Regions from separate parts of the Homo sapiens genome. Here region 2 is linked to region 1. The links are chromatin contacts, found by Hi-C or POLR2A ChIA-PET in ENCODE. All regions are on one chromosome and are shown on one strand. The core of a region is the stretch at or near the end of the contact, and the rest is flanking DNA. Distances in the headings are between cores, read along the strand shown. Region 1 overlaps GNG7 (G protein subunit gamma 7). Region 2 holds the start of GNG7 (G protein subunit gamma 7).

The links. Hi-C counts contacts between places; a loop is a spot of excess contacts on that map. ChIA-PET counts read pairs that join two places held with the same protein, here RNA polymerase II (POLR2A). Pooled maps may share reads with other maps.
Region 2: a pooled map shows a loop between it and region 1 (2.5-fold over the local background). The contact joins the promoter of GNG7 here to the enhancer-like site in region 1. A Hi-C loop is called at or near these places in 4 of 37 single-sample maps with no recorded cell type and 3 of 50 pooled maps. POLR2A ChIA-PET finds 5 or more read pairs at or near these places in 2 of 52 experiments (H1 and naive thymus-derived CD8-positive, alpha-beta T cell).

Annotation. Positions count from the first base shown.
Region 1 is chr19:2,597,293-2,601,750 of GRCh38, forward strand. The region is part of intron 2 of GNG7 (G protein subunit gamma 7); the gene reads right to left. Among named protein-coding and RNA genes, the nearest start is that of MIR7850, 31 kb to the right of the region's middle. Within about 2 kb of position 2,244, at least 33 of the 41 ENCODE cell types and tissues checked have a DNase peak (open chromatin) inside an H3K27ac peak, as active enhancers do.
Region 2 is chr19:2,701,428-2,705,882 of GRCh38, forward strand. It overlaps GNG7 (G protein subunit gamma 7), which reads right to left and starts at 1,267. Exons shown (of 5, transcript NM_052847.3): 1 at 1,219-1,267. RefSeq lists a silencer at 1,163-1,552.

The DNA.
Region 1 (4,458 bases), core at 994-3,493:
ATTATATAATAATGCTACTTGGGGCCAGTCACAGTGGCTCACGCCTGTAATCCTAACACTGTGGGAGGCCGAGGCAGGCGGATCACCTAAGGTCAGGAGTTTGAGACCAGCCTGGCCAACATGGTGAAACCCCGTGTCTACTAAAAATACAAAAATTAGCTGGGCGTGGTGGCGGGCACCTGTAATCTTAGCTACTCAGGAGGCTGAGGCAGGAGAATCGCTTGAACCCAGGAGGTGGAGGTTGCAGTGAGCCGAGATCACGCCACTGCACTCCAGCCTGGGTGACAAGAGCAAAACTCCTTCTCAAAAATAATAATAATAAGGCCGAGTGTGGTGGCTCACACCTGTAATCCCAGCACTTTGGGAGGCCGAGGTGGGTGGATCACGAGGTCAGCAGATCGAGACCATCCTGGCTAACACGGTGAAACCCCGTCTCTACTAAAAATACAAAAAATTAGCCAGGCGTGGTGGCGGGCGCCTGTAGTGCCAGCTACTCGGGAGGCTGAGGCAGGAGAATGGCGTGAACCCAGGAGGCAGAGCTTGCAGTGAGCCGAGATTGCGCCACTGCACTCCAGCCTGGGCAACAGAGTGAGACTCTGTTTCAAAAAAAAAAAAAAAAAAGAAATTAAATTTAGAAAGGTAAAAAGCAGCTCAGGACTGCCAATGTACAATGCGCTCCATATTGCTGTACGTATCTATGTGAGTGTGCATGTGTAGGAAAAGTCTAGGGAGTTTCAGTGGTTAGACGACAATGACCAGGACAACTGTGTGAGCAGCACCTGTGTGGCACTGAGTCATCTCAGGCTCTCCACTCGGCTCTGTCCATCAACGACCGAATCCAGCTCTCACGGCGACTCTACGCTGCATGCTTGTTACTCTACTACAGAGGAGGAAGCAACGCTTACGAAAACCAAGGACCAAAAGAACTCACAATCAAAACTAGTGGGCGGCCGGGCGCGGTGGCTCATATCTGTTAATCCCAGCACTTTGGGAGGCCAAGGTGGGCGGATCACCTGAGGTCAGGAGTTCGAGACCAGCCTGGCCAACATGGTGAAACCACATCTCTACTGAAAATACAGAATTGGCCGGGCGTGGTGGCTCACGCCTGTACTCCCAGCACTTTGGGAGGCCGAGGCGGGCGGATCACGAGGTCAGGAGATCGAGACCATCCTGGCTAACACGGTGAAACCCCATCTCTACTAAAAATACAAAAAATTAGCTGGGTGTGGTGGCGGGCGCCTGTAGTCCCAGCTACTCGGGAGGCTGAGGCAGGAGAATGGTGTGAACCCAGGAGGCAGAGCTTGCAGTGAGCTGAGATCGCGCCACTGCACTCCAGCCTGAGCGACAGAGCGAGACTCCGTCTCAAAAAAAATGAAAAGTAATAAAATAATAATAATAATAATAATAATAATAATAATAATAATAATAATAATGCTACTTGGGCATCTTCCGTCAAAAGAATCAGACATCGGGTGCATTTAAATCTCTTGCCACCGTTATTCTTTCTAAGGAGCCACTAGGAAAAGGATGTCTCAAAAGAAGGTGATCACGGAAAAAGAAAGCTTATGAAACACTGACTTCTGTAATCACGTTTTCAGTTGAAAGAAATGGAAACTGATCTAACTTCCAGCTCACCTCAAGCTGGAAAGAAGTCTAGTTTCTAGAAGCATCTCCAAAATTGGAAAGTGAAGTTTCTAGCATACAGTTCCACCGAGGGCCCATGATGAAGAGGGGGAGAGGCGGGCACGAGGCGAAGCGGGTGCCCCGCGCTCGGCTGGAAAAAGCCAATGTCACCGGGCTGTGCTATTTGCTTGTGGGAGGGACGCCTGGGGTGGGGGCGTGCCGCTGGTTGCTCCGCCGCAGACACCACGTGGTGCTTTTTGAACTGATCAGAGCCCCAGCCTGCCTGCTTTGCTGTCCCGGGCTGACCTCCGAAAACACCGCACTTTCCCCTCGCTGACTTGGTAGATGTCTGTCTGTCTGCTTGAGTATCTCGAAGATCTGAGGTTTCCATTCCAGCAGAATAAATACTAGGAGGGCCCACCCCTTCCTCCTCCCAGCCGAGGCTGGATGAATCCAAATAAACCCAGCTGGTGGGGAAGAGCATTTCTAGGACTTCGGCGGGAGAAAGCACCGCCCACCCGGGTGGGTTTCCAGGAGGTGGAGGTGCGGACCTGGGAGGGGGGCCCTCGGGCAGCCCTGCCATGCAGCCGCGTCACTCCGCCTGCCTGATGTCACAGGAGCTGGGGGAGTTTGGGTATTTCATGAAGCTGTTGAGTTATTGTGGCTTTGGTTTGTGACACCGGCGTTCAGGCACGGCCTAAAGGCAACATCAAAGACGGTGCATGAAAACCGGGGGTTAGGCCGGGCGCGGTGGCTCACGCCTGTAATCCCAGCACTTTGGGAGACCGAGGCAGGCGGATCACCTGCGGTCAGGAGTTCGAGACCAGCCTGGGCAATACGGCGAAACCCCGTCTCTACTAAAAATACAAAAATTAGCCGGGGGTGGTGGTGCTGGCCTGTGATCCCAGCTACTCAGGAGGCTGAGGCAGGAGAATCGCTTGAGCCCTGGAGGTGGAGGTTGCAGAGAGCTGAGATGGCGCCACCGCACTCCAGCCTGGGCAACAGAGCAAGACTCCATCTCAAAAAAAAAAAAAAATTAGATTGTGGTAATGGTTACACAACTCTGGATATTCTAAAAACCACTGAATTGTACACTTTAAAAAGTGAATTCTATGGCATGTAAAAATCTCAATAAAGCTGTCATATAAAATAAATATATATAAATATGATGCCAAAATATATACATAAATATGGTAATAAAAAATTAAGGCCCTTAAACAGCTTGTGTTTATGTAGATTTTAGCTATACTCCTGTTACAAGTTAACATAATCCCATTAAATATTTTTTTAAACCATATATTTTATATTAGGAGGATGACACGTTTAAGTGAAAAGTAACTATTTTTCAAAAAAAAAAAACATTGAGGGGAAATAGTGGCATTGTTTTACATTTTTGCAAATTTCTTTCATGTCTGGCTTAATAGAAGACAGCTGGATTCTTGTATAAGCCTCTGAGTTCAATCCACTGTGATATCAAACGTCATGCAACCTCTGAAAACTCCACCATCTGTGTGGGAGAGACTGGGAGGAAGGAGACCCAGAGTATCTTGGCATTTTTTTTTTTTTTTTTTTGTGAGATGGAGTCTCGCTCTGTCACCCAGGCTGGAGTGCAGTGGCGCAATCTCAGCTCACTTCAACCTCCGCCTCCTGGGTTCAAGTGATTCTCCTGCCTCAGCCTCCCAAGTAGCTGGGATTACAGGCGCCACCACCACACCTGGCTAATTTTTTTTTTTAATTTTTAGTAGAGACAGGGTTTCACCATGTTGGCCAGGCTGGTCTCGAACTCCTGAGCTCAGGTGATCCACCCACCTTGACCTCTCAAAGCGCTGGGATTACAGGTGTGAGCCACAGTGCCTGGCTTCTATCTTAGCAGTTTTGACCTAGTGGTCCCCCACCAAAAGGGTCTCAGAGACCAACCCCTGGGTGTCCCTGGACCACACTTTGAGAACTCCAATACACAGGTATTCTCTCTACTTCACAGAAGAGAAAATGCGATCCAAGATGGTAATAAACCTGCTCAAGTCCTCAAAGCTGAAAAGTACGGCTGAAGGAGAATAAAAAAGAGAAACATAAAGCAGTTGTGGTGGTGTGTGCCTGTGCTCCCAGCTACTTGGGAGGCTGAAGTGGTAGGATCGCTTGAGCCCGGGAGTTTGAGGCTGCAGTGAGCTAGGATCACGCCACTACACTCCAGCCTGGGTGACAAGGAGAGACCTCCCCCCCGCCACCATCTCCAAAAACAAATTATTACTTATGTAAAAAATAGAACTAAGGAAGGTTTGCTTGACTCCAAAGCTGTGTTCTTTGCATCCATTCTAGTTCCATCCAGATGGCCCGGGGTACAGCTGGGATGCCTGTTGTCCCTAAAAACCATGGGGCACAAGTAGGTAAACCCTAGAGTAGGTAACTCCTCAATTCAGCTCAACCACTATCTGACCAGCCTCCAGTTACCAGGCAGTGTGTTTCCCCAGCCATGTGGACTCAGTCCTGCCACGGCGCGGCTCGTGCCTATTGCAGATACATGTACATGCTTGCAATATACGTGTCTGTCTCCCCTGCTCTACAATGAGCTCCCCAGGAACAAGGACTGGGCAATTTTTTTTGGCTTCCTGTCTCCACTGTTTGGCAGCAGGAAAAGAGAGGTGCCTGAAGAAAGGGTAACAGAGCAATGCAATCCCCCGATGTCAGATTTTTATTGAGGAAAAGAAAGGCAGTGAAGGCCGGGCATGGTGGCTCACGTCTGTAATCCCAAGCACGTTGGGAGGCCGGGGCAGGAGGATCCCTTGAGCCCAGGAGTTCGAGACCAGCCTGAGCAACATGGCGAGACCCTGTCTTTAT
Region 2 (4,455 bases), core at 17-2,516, 100 kb after region 1:
CCCTTCCACCCCACACACTCACAAGCTCCCCATTTCCCCTGATAGCCCCCAGACCCTTTCTGGAACAAGCCTGACCCCCACCTGTATGCTCCAGCCACTCCCTGGCTCACCCCAGCTTTGTCCTTCTGCCCCTTTTCAGCTAACCCTAACCCCTGGGCCGTCAATCACACCCCCCCATCTTCACCAACCCCATTCCTCAGTCCTCTCCCCAGACAACCTCAACATCTAATTCCCTCTGCAGCCCCCTCTCCAATGAACCCCACTTCAAACTCCATCCCCAGCCCCCTCTCCAGCTCCCTGCAAACCTCAACCCCACTCCCAGCTCCCTCTTCAAAGAAGCTGCACCCTTGACTCAACCCCTGTTCCCCGCTCCAATTAACCTCAACCCCCAACACCATCCCCAGCGTCCTCCCCAGCTAACTCAGATTTCCAATTCCACTTCCAGCCCCCTCCCCAGCTAACCTCGACCTACAATTCCAGCCCCCTCCCCAGCTAGCTTGGACCTCCAATCCCACTCCAAGCCCCCTCGGCAGCTAACCTCGACCTGCGACTCTAGCCCCCTCCCCAGCAAACTCAAGACCTCCAATTCCACCACCAGCCCCTTCCTAGCTAACCTGGACCTGCAATTCCAGACCCCTCCCCAGCCAACTCAGACCTCCAATCCCGCTCCAAGCTCCCTCCCCAGCTAACCTCGACCTGCAACTCCAGTCCCCTCCCCAGATAACTCAGACCTCCAGTCTCACCCCCAGCCCCCTCCTCAGCTAACTCAGACCTCCAATCCCACCTCCAGCCCCCTCCCCAGCTAACCTGGACCTGCAACTCCAGCCTCCTCCCCAGCTGGCCCTGATTTCTAAGTGGAGTCCCAATGCCCAGACCCAATCCTTCCCCAGCTAACCTCGATCTGCACCCCCTGCCCCGTCCCCAGCTAACCTCGACCTGCAACTCCCGCCCCCTCCCCAGCTAGCCCTGAGCCCCAAGTGCAGTCCCAATCCCCAACCCCAGCCCCTCCCCAGCTAACTTCGACCCCCTAAGCGCAGCCCCGTCCCCAATTCCAACCCCAGCCTCCAGTTGCAGCCCGGGTCCCCAGACCCAGCCCCCCTCCTCAGCCGACTCCGACCCCCAACTCGGTCCGCAGCCGAATCCGAGCTGTCCCAGTCCCCTCTCCGGGACGCCGGCCGCGCCCTCACTTCCCCTGGCCCGGTTCGCGGGCGCCCTTACCTGCGCTCGGGCCCCGCGGCCGCCTCAGCCCCGCCGCGCAGCCGAACCCTCCGCCCCGGCCCGCGAGCGCTCGCTCCCCTCTGCGGGGGCGGGGCCGACACTCGGGGGGCGGGCCCTGGCGTCCCGGCAAGGCCAATCGCGAGCCCCGGCTGCGGGAGGCCGGAGCGGGGGCGGGGCGCGGGGCAGGCAGCGGGGTAGGCTGCGCCCAGGAGAGTGGGGCGGGGCTCCGGGCGCGGGCGGGGCCGGGGGCGGGGCGAAGAGCGGCTTTCCAGGGTGACTTCGTGACGTCAGGAAGGCGCGAGTAGTTTCGCGAGTTCGAATCCCGCGCTAGGTGAGCTGGTTCGAATCCTGCATGCCAGCTCCGGGGGCTCATTTGCTGGGGAAGAATGTCAGTGATCATAACTGCTGCACCGCTTTCTTGAAGACTTTATAGGCTCCCTCTCGTGGGACCCTCCGCATAAGGCCAGAAGGCGAGATTACTATCCACATTTTACAGAGGTGGAAACTGGGTCTCAGAAAGGTGAAACCTAAGGTCATTTGCCCAAGCCTGTCTCATCATTTCCAAGATTTCTCAGTTTCCTAACTCATGGCCCTGGATCCACAAATTCCTGAGCCCCAACACAGATGGAATGAACCAGAATCCTATAGGGAACTGGACCCTGAAATCTGTGTTTTGTTTAGTTTTCGTTTTGTTTTTGAGACAGGGTATCACTCAATTGCCGTGGCTGGACTGCAGTGGTGCAGTCATAGCTCACTGCAGCTTTGAAGTCCCAGGCTCAAGCAGTCCTTCCACCTCAGCCTTCCGGGTAGCTGGGGCCACAGGCACGCACCACCACATCCAGCTAATTTTTGTATTATTAGTAGAGACAGGGTTTCACCGTTTTGGCCAGGCTGGTCTCCAACTCCTGACCTCAGGTGATCCACCTTTCTTGGCCTCCCATAGTGCTGGGATTACAGGCGTGAGCCACCGTGCCTGGCCCTGGCTAATTTTTTTTTGTTAGAGATGGGGTCTTGCTATGTTGCCCAAACTGGTCTTGAACTCCTGGGCTCAAGTGATTCTCCTGCCTCTGCCTCCCAAAATGCTTGGATTACAGGCCTGGAATCTTCATTTTCCACAAGCTCCCTTGGGAATATTGGAAAACACTTTGTATGTCTCCAAAAGCAGTACACAGCCCTGGAAGGAAGATGGAGCCACCATATTCTGTGACCTCAGGGATTTCATCAGGCGCTGACACTGTGTGTCCTTGCCGCCCCACCTGAGCCCTGGGATTGGAGCTGCTGGCCAAAATCCAAGATAAACTTCCCCAGGGTTCCTGTCATCCCTGCAAGAACCTCCCTGCTCATCCTCTGGACTCCAGTGGCCTGCCCTGCAGGGCACAGAGAAACCTCCATCTCCCTGCTTGCCCTCCTCCAGGCTCTCCCCAGCTGGCATCCCCCAAGAGGAATGACTGTCTAGATAGAGCTTGGGAAGGGCACGGTGGCTCACGACTGTATTCCCAGCACTTTGGGAGGCTGAAGCGGGAGGATCGCTTGAGCCCAGGAGTTCAAGACCAGCCTGGCAACATACTGAGACCGCAACTCTACAAAAAAATTAAAATATTAGCCAGGCCTGGCGGCGCACACCAGTAGTCCCAGCTACTTCGGAGGCGAAAGCAGGAGGATCGCTTGAGCTTAGGAGGTTGAGGCTGCAGTGAGCTTTGATCACACCACTGCACTCCAGCCTGGGCGATAGAGTGAGACTCTGTCTCAAAAAAAAAAAAAAAAAGTGTTAAATACACAATGCAATATGATTCGGCCATAACAAAGAATAAAACCCTGTCATTTGCAGCAAAATGGATGGGACTGGAGGTCATTATATTAAGTGAAAAAGTGAAATAAGCCAGACACAGGAAGACAAATAGGGCATGTTGTCACTGATACGTGGGAACCAGAGAGTTGATCTCATGGAGGTAGAGAGTAGAATGATCAATACCAGAGGCTGGAAAGTTGTGTAGGTTGAGTGGGGGGGAAATGAAAAGAGGTGAGTTATGAGTACAAACATTCAGTTAGACAGAAGGAATACATTCTAATGTTTGATAGCAGAATAGGATGTATTCTGCTATCAAATATAGTATTAGAATAAATTCTAATGTTTGATAGCAGAATAGGGTGACTGTAGTTAGCAACAATGTATTGTACATTTCAAAATAGTTAGAATAATGGTGGCTTACGCCTCTAATCCAAACACTTTGGGAAGCCAAGGTAGGAGAATCCCTTGAGGGCAGGAGTTCGAGACCAGCTTGGGCAACATAGCGAGGCTTCATCTCTATTTAATTATTATTATTATTATTATTTTCTTTTTTGTGTGTGTGAGATGGAATTTCGCTCTTGTTGCCCAGGCTGGCATGCAATGACGTGACGTCAGCTCACCACAACCTCCGCCTCCCGGGTTCAAGCGATTCTCCTGCCTCAGCCTCCTGAGTAGCTGGGACTACAGGAACGTCCCACCACGCCAAGCTTATTTTTTAGTACAGACGGGGTTTCACCGTGTTAGCCAGAATGGGCTCGATCTCCGGACCTCGTGATCTGCCCATCTCGGCCTCCCAAAGTGCTGGGATTACAGGCGCCCACCCGGACACAGTGGCTCACGCCTGTAATCCCAGCACTTTGGGAGGCCAAGGCGGGTGGATCACCTGAGGTCAGGAGTTTGAGACCAGCCTGACCAACATGGAGAAACCCCGTCTCTACTGAAAATACAAAATTAGCCGGGTGTGGTGGCACATGCCTGTAATCCCAGCTACTCGGGAGGCTGAGGCAGGAGAATGGCTTGAACCCAGGAGGCAGAGGTTGTGGTGAGCCGAGGTCGTGCCATTGCACTCCAGCCTGGGCAACAAGAGCGAAGTTCTGTCTCAAAAAAAAAAAAAAGCTAGAAGAGAGTCCTTGAATTGTTCCCAACATATAGAAATGAGAAATAGTCTAAGTTATGAACACCCCAAATACCCAAACATGATCATTATATATTTTATGCATATAACAAATACCACATGTACCCCATACATAGATACAAGTATTTGTAACAATTTTGAAAAAGTGTCATGTGAAACCATGTTGGAGCCTAAGACAAATGGAAAAGGTGGCATGTCCCAATAGACATATTTTCACATATATTTTCCCATCAACTTCCCTTTGGTTTTTTGTTTGTTTGTTGTTTATTTGTTTTTTGTTTGTTTGTTTTGAGATGGAGTCTCACTCTTGTCG